Linked DNA regions of Homo sapiens: region 1 is linked to region 2. A link is an interaction called in ENCODE POLR2A ChIA-PET data of the cell type or tissue named here. Cell type or tissue: Panc1. All regions are shown on one strand. Links, peaks and the distances in the headings refer to the core of each region. The heading gives the core; the rest is flanking DNA.

Evidence for each region. Peaks named below come from ENCODE experiments on the same cell type or tissue, not always from the same donor. Only the 100,000 strongest peaks of a DNase experiment are listed, where the experiment ranks them.
Region 1: POLR2A ChIA-PET joins it to region 2 with 7 read pairs; 3 of 35 experiments call an interaction of 5 or more read pairs at or near these places.

What each region holds. Positions count from the first base shown.
Region 1 is chr2:200,355,902-200,361,292 of GRCh38, forward strand. The region is part of intron 2 of SPATS2L (spermatogenesis associated serine rich 2 like); the gene reads left to right. Among named protein-coding and RNA genes, the nearest start is that of SPATS2L, 52 kb to the left of the region's middle. In Panc1, for the core only: no CTCF peak of the experiment used is centred there; no DNase peak of the experiment used is centred there; H3K27ac peaks cover 4,223 bases.
Region 2 is chr2:200,185,669-200,191,059 of GRCh38, forward strand. No RefSeq gene overlaps it. Among named protein-coding and RNA genes, the nearest start is that of SPATS2L, 120 kb to the right of the region's middle. In Panc1, for the core only: no CTCF peak of the experiment used is centred there; no DNase peak of the experiment used is centred there.

The DNA of each region.
Region 1 (5,391 bases), core at 197-5,196, 170 kb after region 2:
CTTATTTCCAAGTCTTTAGAGATTAAGATTATCGTGTGTACCTGTAAAACACACTTAAAACCTGAATGTTAAGATTTTACAACTTGACTGAGAAATATCTATGTAATGGTTGACTAAATAATTAACGGAATTCATGAATTATATTCCTGTTTACAAGTCAAAGCCCAACACTAATAGTACATTTACACCTGTGGTTTTGAATTTCTTATTTGAATTACAAGTCAGTCCACGGTAAATGGGTATTATGTGTATCTATCTATAAAGTGTATTGGAATTTCAGACCAGAAAGTCAGGCTCATTATTCATATGAAAACCTTTCTGATCAAGGCCTAAATAACACAGTTCTGAAACTGAAAATGATAAACATGCATAAAAGCACATTATACAGGTCTGTTTATAGTAATAATAATGATGGCACTAAACAGATTTGTCTCACTGGCAATGAACATACAATGGGGACATCATAAGAGATGAACTAGTGCCATTTTCTGAGACAGAAAATTCTCACATTTTACATAAAGCCAGAAGTAAAAAAATGGTTCCAAGAAAAAAACATGTGTTAAGAATTATAAGTGTTTAGCTTAGAAGGAGGGAAAAAAATGGGTTATCACAAACATTGCTTTTTTTTCTCCCAAAATATAGAAACATTTTCCATTCTCTGACTACATGATGTCATGCTCTGGATCAAAGACATAGTGGAGGAAATGGAATTATGCAAATGAGCAATATAACTTATCAACTAGATTCAATAGGAAATAAAAATCTGAGGATGGCTTGGTAAATGACTAATAACGCTTTAGGGATCATGGATGTCAGCCTATTTTGTATAACAGAATACTCTAGATTGTGTAGTTTGTGAACAGAAGTTTATTTGGCTCATGGTTCTGGAGGCTAGGAAGTATGGCATTGGTGTCTGGTGAAGGGAGGGCCTTTGTGCTGCCTTCATCTCATGGCTGGCAAGAGAGCAAGAGGGGGCTCACCTTGCTTTTACAACAAAGCCACTCTCCAGATAACTAACCCACTCCTGCAATAAGGACATTAATCATTTATGAGGGCAGAGCCATCATGACCTAATCACTCCCCCCAGCACTGCTGCATTGGGGATTAAGTTTCCAACACATGAACTTTAAGGGATACATTCAAACCATAGCAATGGAATTGTTACTTTCAAGGATCTAGATAAACTGTGTTTATTAAAATTGTGTGAAGTTGTTACTGAATATTTTCTTGAGAACTATAATGTCATCATCCAACATTCTTCACAGATGTTGAATTCTGTTCATTCCACCTCTGTTTGGGGCCAGATTTTTTTGGACATGTGTTTTCCCTTCTAAACTGCTTCTGTAGGATCGGTTACTACATTCCTGAAAGTCCTTTCATTGTCAGTGTCTGTAGAATTATGCTTTAGGCTCTGCTGGAGCCCTTAGCATTGCTGGCTAAGTGAGGCCACTGAGAAATAATGCCAAGCCCATAGTGTCATTAAAAGCCTTCCTCCCTTACATTGGCAGAAGTTTGGAGGCTCTAACTTTCAGCTCAGCCTGTCACTTTCTTTGGAGACAGGTAGGTGGTTACAAAGACCATTGATTTCTGCCTTTTGAAAAATGTAGAGAGGGGGAAAAGTAACTATACAACTTATCTGATTTTTTAAAAATCAGATGCCTCTTTTCTTAGATTATGGTTTTGAAAAGCCAACCCAGACCAAATTACTTTTTCCATACTCCAGCACAACTTGGCTAAATTTTAAAGCACAGGTTGTTTTTTATGTAACAAGAATAGGGAAACTTTACTCCCATTTCACATGAAATGACAAGTACATTGACTTGGTTTAGATCAATCTGCATTCAAGTAGACTATCATAATGTTTCTCATGAAGTAGCACTGGGTTTTAAAGTCTTCGTAGTTAATTTTTGAGCATCAGTATATGTACGCGAGCAATACATGTCTCAAAGTGCATTGGAGACGTGATCTTTGAGAGATATCAAAGATGTCATCAAATCATCAGTTTGAATTTATAACTGAAGGCACCCAAGCACACATAGCCTGGGAGAGACTTGCTTAACCACTGAGACAAGGAAACTGGCCTGATGTTAAGCAGCTACTGTTCTGTCACTTGCCAAACATTCCTGTTACAGAGTCATGTTCTGAAATTTTCGTGAACCAACTAGACGAACAAACTGTGTGGTCTGGATAAAATAATATCTGCCTAAAAGGAAAGAAGTGAAGTTAGCCAGAAAGCCAGATGGCAGATTATTTTCTGCATAACTCTATTTGGAAAGTGAGCTTTATGTAATTTTTGGTCATTTCTTACCATCTTAGGAGACCATTTTCAGAATAAGCCATTGAGGGATCTAGCACACAGGTTTCAAAAGATGAACTGTACAAATGCAGGCACATCATATAACCTGTTCACAGAATTAGCACTAGTTGATGAAAATGCTTGGACTTCTTTTTCTTCCAGCATTTTCATGACCTACACCGCTATTCCATGTCTTTTAGTATTCATTTGGCTAAATTATCTTAGAGCTAAATTCTATGGCTAGAAATACAGTGGAGTTCACATACAGGAAAAACCTGGCTGCAAAGGTACGTGAATTTAATATTGGTCTTCATCTTGTGGTTGACCAGATTGCTCTGCTCACTCACATGCAGAAAATCAGGAGTTATTCACTACATACACACAAAGGTGATATTTCCTTTTTTTTTTTTAAGGCAGAGTGCCATTTCTAAATTGCATCTTCAAGCAAATGTAGTAATATCTTGGGCTCTTGAAAATTTGGTCCATCTTCCATGTTTAAGAGTTTTTTAGCTGGATGCAGTGGGCCATACCTGTAATCCCAGCACTTTGGGAGGTCAAGGCAGGAGGATCACTTGAGGCCAGGAGTTTGAGACCAGGCAACATAGTGAGATCCCATCTCTATCTAAAAACAAAATTTAAAATTAGCCAGGCGTGGCAGTGCACACCTGTGGTCCTAGCTACTCGAGAGGCTGAAGGGGAGGATCCCTTGAGCCCAGGAGTTCAAAGTTGCAGTGAGCCATGATTATACCACTGCACTCCAGCCTGGACAACATGACAGAGTGAGACCCTGACTCTTAAAAAAAAAAATACACACACACACAAATTTTCTTTGAGGTTAGAGGCTGAGCCCCAAGCTTTTAAATAGGAGTAAGGAAATATCAACTCACACTGTTGTTACTTACTCTAGCAAATCAGGATAAAAAACTTCAAGAAATCAATTAGGGTTGTTTAGTTTTTAAATGGTGGAATCATTTCTAGGAGTATTTGGTTTCTTCTCTTTCTTCCTCCATATTTTACTGAGGCTTGATCATATTCTTTCTAATTGATGTTCAGTTTCATACTTTCTTCATTATTACCACCTTTATCACTCTAATCAAACTCTGATAGTCTCACTACAGACTCTTCTGAGCTGCTCTAACCAAATCCAGTTTTTTTTCCATCCAGCTTGCACCCTAACCTCAGAATAATCTTCACAAAACATAGATATCATGATGATGTTTGTATCTTTAAAATGTTGAATGGTTCCATATTTCATTCTACAGCAAATCAAATCCAGATTTCTCTACCTTTATTTCATTGTTCAAGGTAACCTGCCACTTTGACTCTTCTCTGTCTTCCAATGACTAACATTATTTCCTGTTACTCTGCAATATATTGGCGCTCAAGTCAGTGTGATGAAAGCCAACTTCTATCCCATTTGTGTGATAAGCCTGTTCTTGGAATAAAGTATTCCCAGAGAAGTCTTATTTGGCATGCACCTCCCATTTTCCTTCTAGCTCTGTAAATCCTGGCCATTCAGCAACTGTTAGCTCAGTCCTCACCTCCTTCCAGTTCATTTCAACACATATACACTGAGCATCTTCTGCAAATGGAAAGTCATCTTACAGCATGTGGCAAGGAGTGCACGGCTGTGAACCAGGGCCCTTCCAGTCCAGCTGAGTCTGTCTGGACTACTCCAGACTTCTAAGTCCTTCTCTTCTGAACTTCTACAGTACTGAAATTCTAGACCAGTGGGCTCCAAAGTGGAGTGCTCAAAATAATCCTTTGGGGGTGTAAGAATATATTGGAGCTTATATTAACATCTTTTTCCATATCTTTTCAAATTTCTATTTTAGAATATTTCTATAAAGTATGTGATATATTAATACAGAAGCACATGTTTAACCTTTATAAATAAATAACATATATGGTCCATGTGCAAGCACTACAACTATGGGGTGAGTGATAAAAAATACATAGAGCCTCAAGTTCAGAACAATTTCACTGGGGTTTTAGAAGGTCAGCTAACTGGTCCACCCAAGTCCATTTATTCTCTTCTTCAAAAATTGTTTACTAGTTTCCTACAGTGTGCCAGGTAATGTTGAGAGAGAGGGCAGTCAGGCAAGAGGAGAGTAAAATGTCAGCTTTCTTTCTGATAAAAGCTCACTGGAAAATGTGTCTTTAGATCAGGGCCAGCATGGTTTGCCAATACTTCGCCCCTGCAGTAAGGAGACCCAGTTACAGGCAGAGTGGGACATTACATCCCCTTCTCTACCTCTGTCCTCCCCAACCAGGGGCAGGGCCTGCACCCAAAGCTTATTGCATGGCCAAGAGCAGGTGGAAAGTTACCCTCTTTGCCGGCAGGCAGAAGGATCCTATCGGAGTGGGGAGAGGAAGGGGGGTTACCCTGTTTATTCTTTCAAATGAACCTAGGAGATAAGCCGCTCCTCCTTGGGGGAGGGGAAGCAGGTGGCAGGTGGTCAGCAGTGTCCTCACAATATGGGATTTCCTCTAAATAAATAAGCTACTGTTATTTTGGCTTTCATCACCTCGTAATAAGCTCTTGTGTTGTTTCAAATGTATCTACCTGAAAAGGAGCACTCTTTCTTTTTTTACCAAAAAGACTAGCATGGCACATGACCCATTGAGGGGATGAGTAGAATTGTGTGCTTGAAGATGGATCTGTACTGAGGCCTGAGGCTTGATGCCATTGTACGACCCCCCGCCCCCACCAGAGTTCATCATCTGGTTTCCCAATGGTAGGATAGAACAGAACAGAGCAGAACAGGGCTGTGTGTGTGTGTGTGTGTGTGTGTGTGTGACTGTGTATGTGTGTCTGTGAATTGCTTCTGGATCCATTGTGAAACTCCCTTTCTAGCTCCACCCCACTATTCCCCACCCCACCCCCCCACACACACACATCCCTACACAGATACACACACCTACATACACATACACACTGTTCCTACCATTAAATTTTGCAATCTGTGGCACATTATAGAATGGACATAGGTGAAAGCATGTGGTCATGAGAAATAAAGCAAAGAGAAACAAAGTTTATTGCTTCTCATGTAAGCACAAACCAACTTAATGTCATGAGAGAAAGAGAGAGAAGA
Region 2 (5,391 bases), core at 307-5,306:
CATGCACACTGCAGCATTTCAGAGCAGGGCTCTATACCTAGAATGCGAGGCTGCTCCATGCTCTGCAAACTGCCTGTACATAGTTTATGCATAGGTAATGTACTTTAAAACATCCCTCCTGGATGAGCCTTCATTTTCAATTGTGTCTCTGCACCATGTGGTAGCCAGCATGATTAAAGAAAAAGTGATTGTGTGAACCTCCAAATCCATCTGTCATGTCATTGGCATTGAAGAGTCTCACTGAAAAATTAGCCTCCTCCTTCCCCCAACTTGTGTTTTCCCATCCTCGAGACAATACGGGAAGCTCTTAGCCGGGAGAGAAGGGAACAAAGGGGCAAGGAATTCAATAAAAAAGAGATCCTAGGCAAAATGAAATATTGTTTCTCTGTATTGCTCTTTTTCTTTCCAGTCCACAGAGCATTAACCAGTTGTCTGCTGCACCGTGAGGCAGGAACATTTCTAGTATTTGTCTGCAAATGACTGAAGCATTTGAAACATCAGAGATGTCCAGTGTGATAGTCTGGAATGCAAGAGTCTAAACTGGACACAAAAATGACAGGCAAAATGTGAAAAAATACTTGTAATTCCTATGTCTTTGGAATTTTCCTAGTATACTTGCTTAATTAAATGCACATATAGGCTCAAACACATATTGAATTTTTTTCATATTCTCTGTGCACATATGAGGACTTCCTAAAATTGTATACAGAATTTTATTTATCTATGCATGTGTGCATTTTTCTCGGGAGAGGACCCACAGTGAGCATCAGTTTTTAAAAATAGTTTATGACCCACAAAGTTAAAAAAGACTGCAATAAGGTATGTACTACTTATTTTATGTTTATTTCCTCAATTGCAGAGGGTATATTTGCTGTCATTTTGGATTAAGGGTTTGGAGACAAATTATATCTATGAAATACTTACTTGGGCCAAGAGAAAAACAAGAAAACCCAAGTAAACTAGAAAAGAGATGCTGAACTACAAGACAAAAGAGGATAGGGTGAAGTATATTAGATTTATATTTTTTGCTTATTTAATAAGTACAGACTCAGACAAAACTTAAAATGCACAGTATATGGATTTTGGGGTTGTTTTTAAAGCTTTTTAGGAATTTTCTTTTTAAATTCTTCTTATTTCAATTGTTAAGAGAAAAAATGTGCATATTTGGACTAATGAACTCATTTAAAATTTCTTCAGTTGGTGTTAGTTTTTTAAAGTTAATTAAAGTGGGAAAATTATAGAGTTGCACATTTGTTTCAGGTCAGAAGATTTTGATGGAAAAAATTATTAACACAGCTTGCTCTAAGCAGGCTGCCTTGCAGTCATTGAAATTTTTAATCTGTGTGCATTCATCTTAACCTGAATGTTTTCTAAAAGTTAAACAAATAAGGATTAATGGGTATATTTTAGAATTGAGTATATTAGTTACAATAAATATAAAAGCTGTTGTTGGGTCAAGGAATATACTCTTAAGTATTGAGATTAAAGGGAACAAGGTCTTTCTTTCATCAAGAACTAAACCCTAACATTGATTCCTCATTGTGGAGGTATGTGAAATAAGCACAAAGAGACTAAAAACAGCCCTTTATGATCAAAACACTCAACAACCTAGAAATAGGGAGGACTTTCACAATGTGATAAAGGACATCTGTAAAAACCAATATTTAGTCTGAAACATGAAAAATGTTCTCCATAAGAACAAGACAAGGAAGGTTACTCTTGCCACTTCTATTTAACATTGCACTGGAGGTTCTATCCAGGACCATTTAGTCAGAAGAAGAAATAAAAAACCATCCACATTAGAAAGGAAGACATAAAGATGTCTCTATTCACATAGAATCTTGTATGTAGAAAATCCTAATTAATTTGTATTAAAAAAAAACTATTGGAGCTAATAAATGAGTTCAGCAAGGTTGCACGGTACAAAATCAATACAGAAAAATTAATTATATTTCTTTAAGTAGCAATGAACATGCCAAAAATGCAATTAAGAAAACAATTCCACTTACAATAGCATCAAAAAGAACAAAATGTTTAGAAATAAACTTAAGAAAAGTACTGCAATGCTTGTACTCTGAGAACTACAAAACAAGACCTAAATATTTAGAACTACATCCCATGTTCATGGATCAGAAAGCATAATATTCTTAAAATGGCAGTATGCTCCAAACTGATCTTTAGATTCAACACAATCTCTATCAAAATCCAAGTTTAGCTTTTTTTTTTGGCAGAAACTGACAAGTTGATTCTAAAATTAATATGAAAATGAAAAGCACACAGAATCGCCAAAACAACCTTGAAAGAGAAAAACAAAGTTTGAAGGCTTGCACTTCCTTATTTCAAAACTTACTATAGGCCAGGTATAGTGACTCACCCTTGTAATCCCAGCACTTTGGGAGGCTGAGGCAGGAGGATCACTTGAGCCCAGGAGTTTAAGACCAGCCTGGGTAACACAGTGTTACCCCATCTCTACAAAAAAAAGTTAAAAATAAAGTAGCTGAGCATGGTTGCTCATGCCTGTAGTCCCAGCTACTTGAGAGGCTGAGGCAGGAGGATCGTTTCAGCTTGGGAGGTCAAGGCTGTAGTGAGCTGTAATCACACCACAGCACTCCAGCCCAGGCAACAGAGCAAGACCCTATCTCAAAAAAATAACTACAATAAAGTTTCAATAAAAAATATAGTGTGACATTGGCATAACAGTAAGCACATAGGTCAATGCAATAGAACTGAGAATTCAGAAATAAATTCTTACATTTATAGTCAATTGATTTTCAACAAGCATGCCAAGACAATTCAATGGGGAAAAGAATAGTCTTTTCAACAAATGGCCTGTGGACAACTTGATATCCACATGCAAAGAATGAAGTTGAAACCATACCTCACATCATATACAAAAATTAACTCAAAATGAATCATAGACCTAAATGTAAGAGCTAAAGCTAAAACTCTTAGGAAAAAGAGAGGTAGAAATCTTCATAACCTTGGTTAGGCAATGGTTTCTTAGATATGACAACAAAAGCACAGGCAGAAAGAGCAACAAAAAAGTATGTGAATTGAACTTCACATAAAACATTTCTGTTTTATCACAATTAAAAACATTTTTGCATTAAAGGACTCTATCAAGAAAGTCAAAAGAAAACCCATAGAATGGGTGAAAATATTTGCAAATCATATATCCAATAAAAATCTAGTATCCGGTTCTTAACAACTCACCAACAAAAAGACAACCAGTTAAAAAATAGGCAAAGGACTTGAATAGACATTTCTCCAAAGAAGATATACAAATGGCCAAAAACCACAAGAAAAAAAGCTCTAAGTCGTTAGTCATTAGGGAAATGTGAGTTAAAACCACTATGAGACACAACCACTTCACACCCATTAGGTTGGCTGAATTAAAAAGACAGACAATAACACATGTTGGTAAGGATGTGGAGAAATTGGAAAACTCATACATAGCAGGTGGGATTGTAAAATGCTGCAGCCACTTTGGAAAAGAGTTTGGCAGCTCCTCAAGATGTTAAACATAGAATTACCACACAACCCAGAAATTCCACTATGTATATGTTCAAGAGAATTGAAAACGTATGTACCCACAAAAGCATGTACGCACACGTTTATGGCAGCATTATTCATAATAGCCAAAAAAGTGGAATCAACACAAACATCCATCAAACGGTAAAAAAAAAAAAACTAAAAAAAAAAACCATGTGGTATATGCATACAATGGGCTATTACATGACCATAAAAAGGATTGAAGTACTGATCGTGCTATAACATAAATGAACCTGGAAGCCTTATGCTAAGTGAAAGAAACCTGTCACAAAATGTCATTTTGTATGATTTTATTTGTATGAAATGTCCAGAACAGGCAAGTGCTTAGAGACAGAAAAAGATTATTGGTTTCCAGGGACTAGGGTGAGGGGAAACATAGAATGACTGCCAACAGGTACAGGTTTCTTTTTGGAATGATAAAATTGTTCTGAAATTAGATTTGGTGATGATTGCACAACTACATGAATATACTAACAACTACTAAATTGTATATTTTTTAAAATGATAGAGGCCACAAAGTCACAGGTAGGTATATTATAATCCGATCAAAGATATTAAGGTTTTAACATTTAAAAAATTAATATATTGGTTGTGAAAGTCAGTGTGTTAAATGGAAGCCATCTGTGGTAGATTGGATTAAATGAAGATTATCTAGTTCTTCATTTCCTTGGGTAATAGGAATATAAGGTCAGGCTATATAAAATTTCCATTTTTGATTAAGTAAAAATGGTCAAATATCAGCAATTCCCTGTGGTTTCACCTTATACTCCCATGCCTTTTTCCATGTAACTTTGCATTCTTCCTTATGCCATTGATGTTGGGCTTGACCATGTGACTTGACTTGGTAAATGGAATGCTAGTAAATGTTGTGAGCAGAGACTTGAAACATGCTTTTGTGTTTTGGCTTGTGCACCAATCCTTCACCACGAGGACATTCCCTGGGTGGTCACGAGTCCAGGAAGGATGAAAATACATTGGGAGCAGACATGGAGTTAGTCAACAGCCTGCAGCTAAGCCCAACAGACCTGCAGCCTTAAAAAAACCTCCCAGCCCATAAAAACTGCACTTCAGTCTACTTGCAGACTGGTGAATATGAAGACAGTTATTTTAGTTGTAAGCCCTTGAGATTTTGAAGTTGTTAGTAGATGGTAGGTTATAGCTAACTAATATGTCATCTATGCATTGAACTAGGGAAAGCAACTAAAACAAGAGTAGATGGTGTCTGTTCACCAATATTCAAAAGAAATGGACTTCAACAGAAGAATTTCCTGGACTCTGAAAGGAGGAGAGACAGATGGGCAGAGTGCAGAGGTAGTGGCAGATACCCCAAGCATTAAACAACAGCTTGAAGACTGGCCTTGGAGATTTGATTAAGTATCAAACTAAAGGGAAAACTGACAAATATCAATTTTTAACACTTCCCAATTTTGGCCAAGGTCTGTGTTGCAGCCTGAGCTTTAATCTACATTCTTATAAATAAAGGGGAAATCAAGGAAAGAAAGTTTGATTACAAGTAAGGGCATGGGGTTAGTTATGATTATAACATGCTGAGGAGCAAACACTTGGATTCTATATTGCTTTTTTTTTTTAACTCTAAATTTGATGCTAAGTGTTTTTCACTTGTGCAAGTCCTGGAGTTGAAGAGAGAGTTTCAGAAATGAAACCACAATTAATTGAAGTTGTTGGAAAATGTATAATCAAGGACTCATGCATTTATTTATGTCAACAATTCCAAGGAAAATTGCTACTAAGTTTTACCAACTGTCATCCACTTGTCCTCTTTCATATCTTGGATTAAATTATGACAATTATATCCTCCAGGCTCCTGATCATAACAGT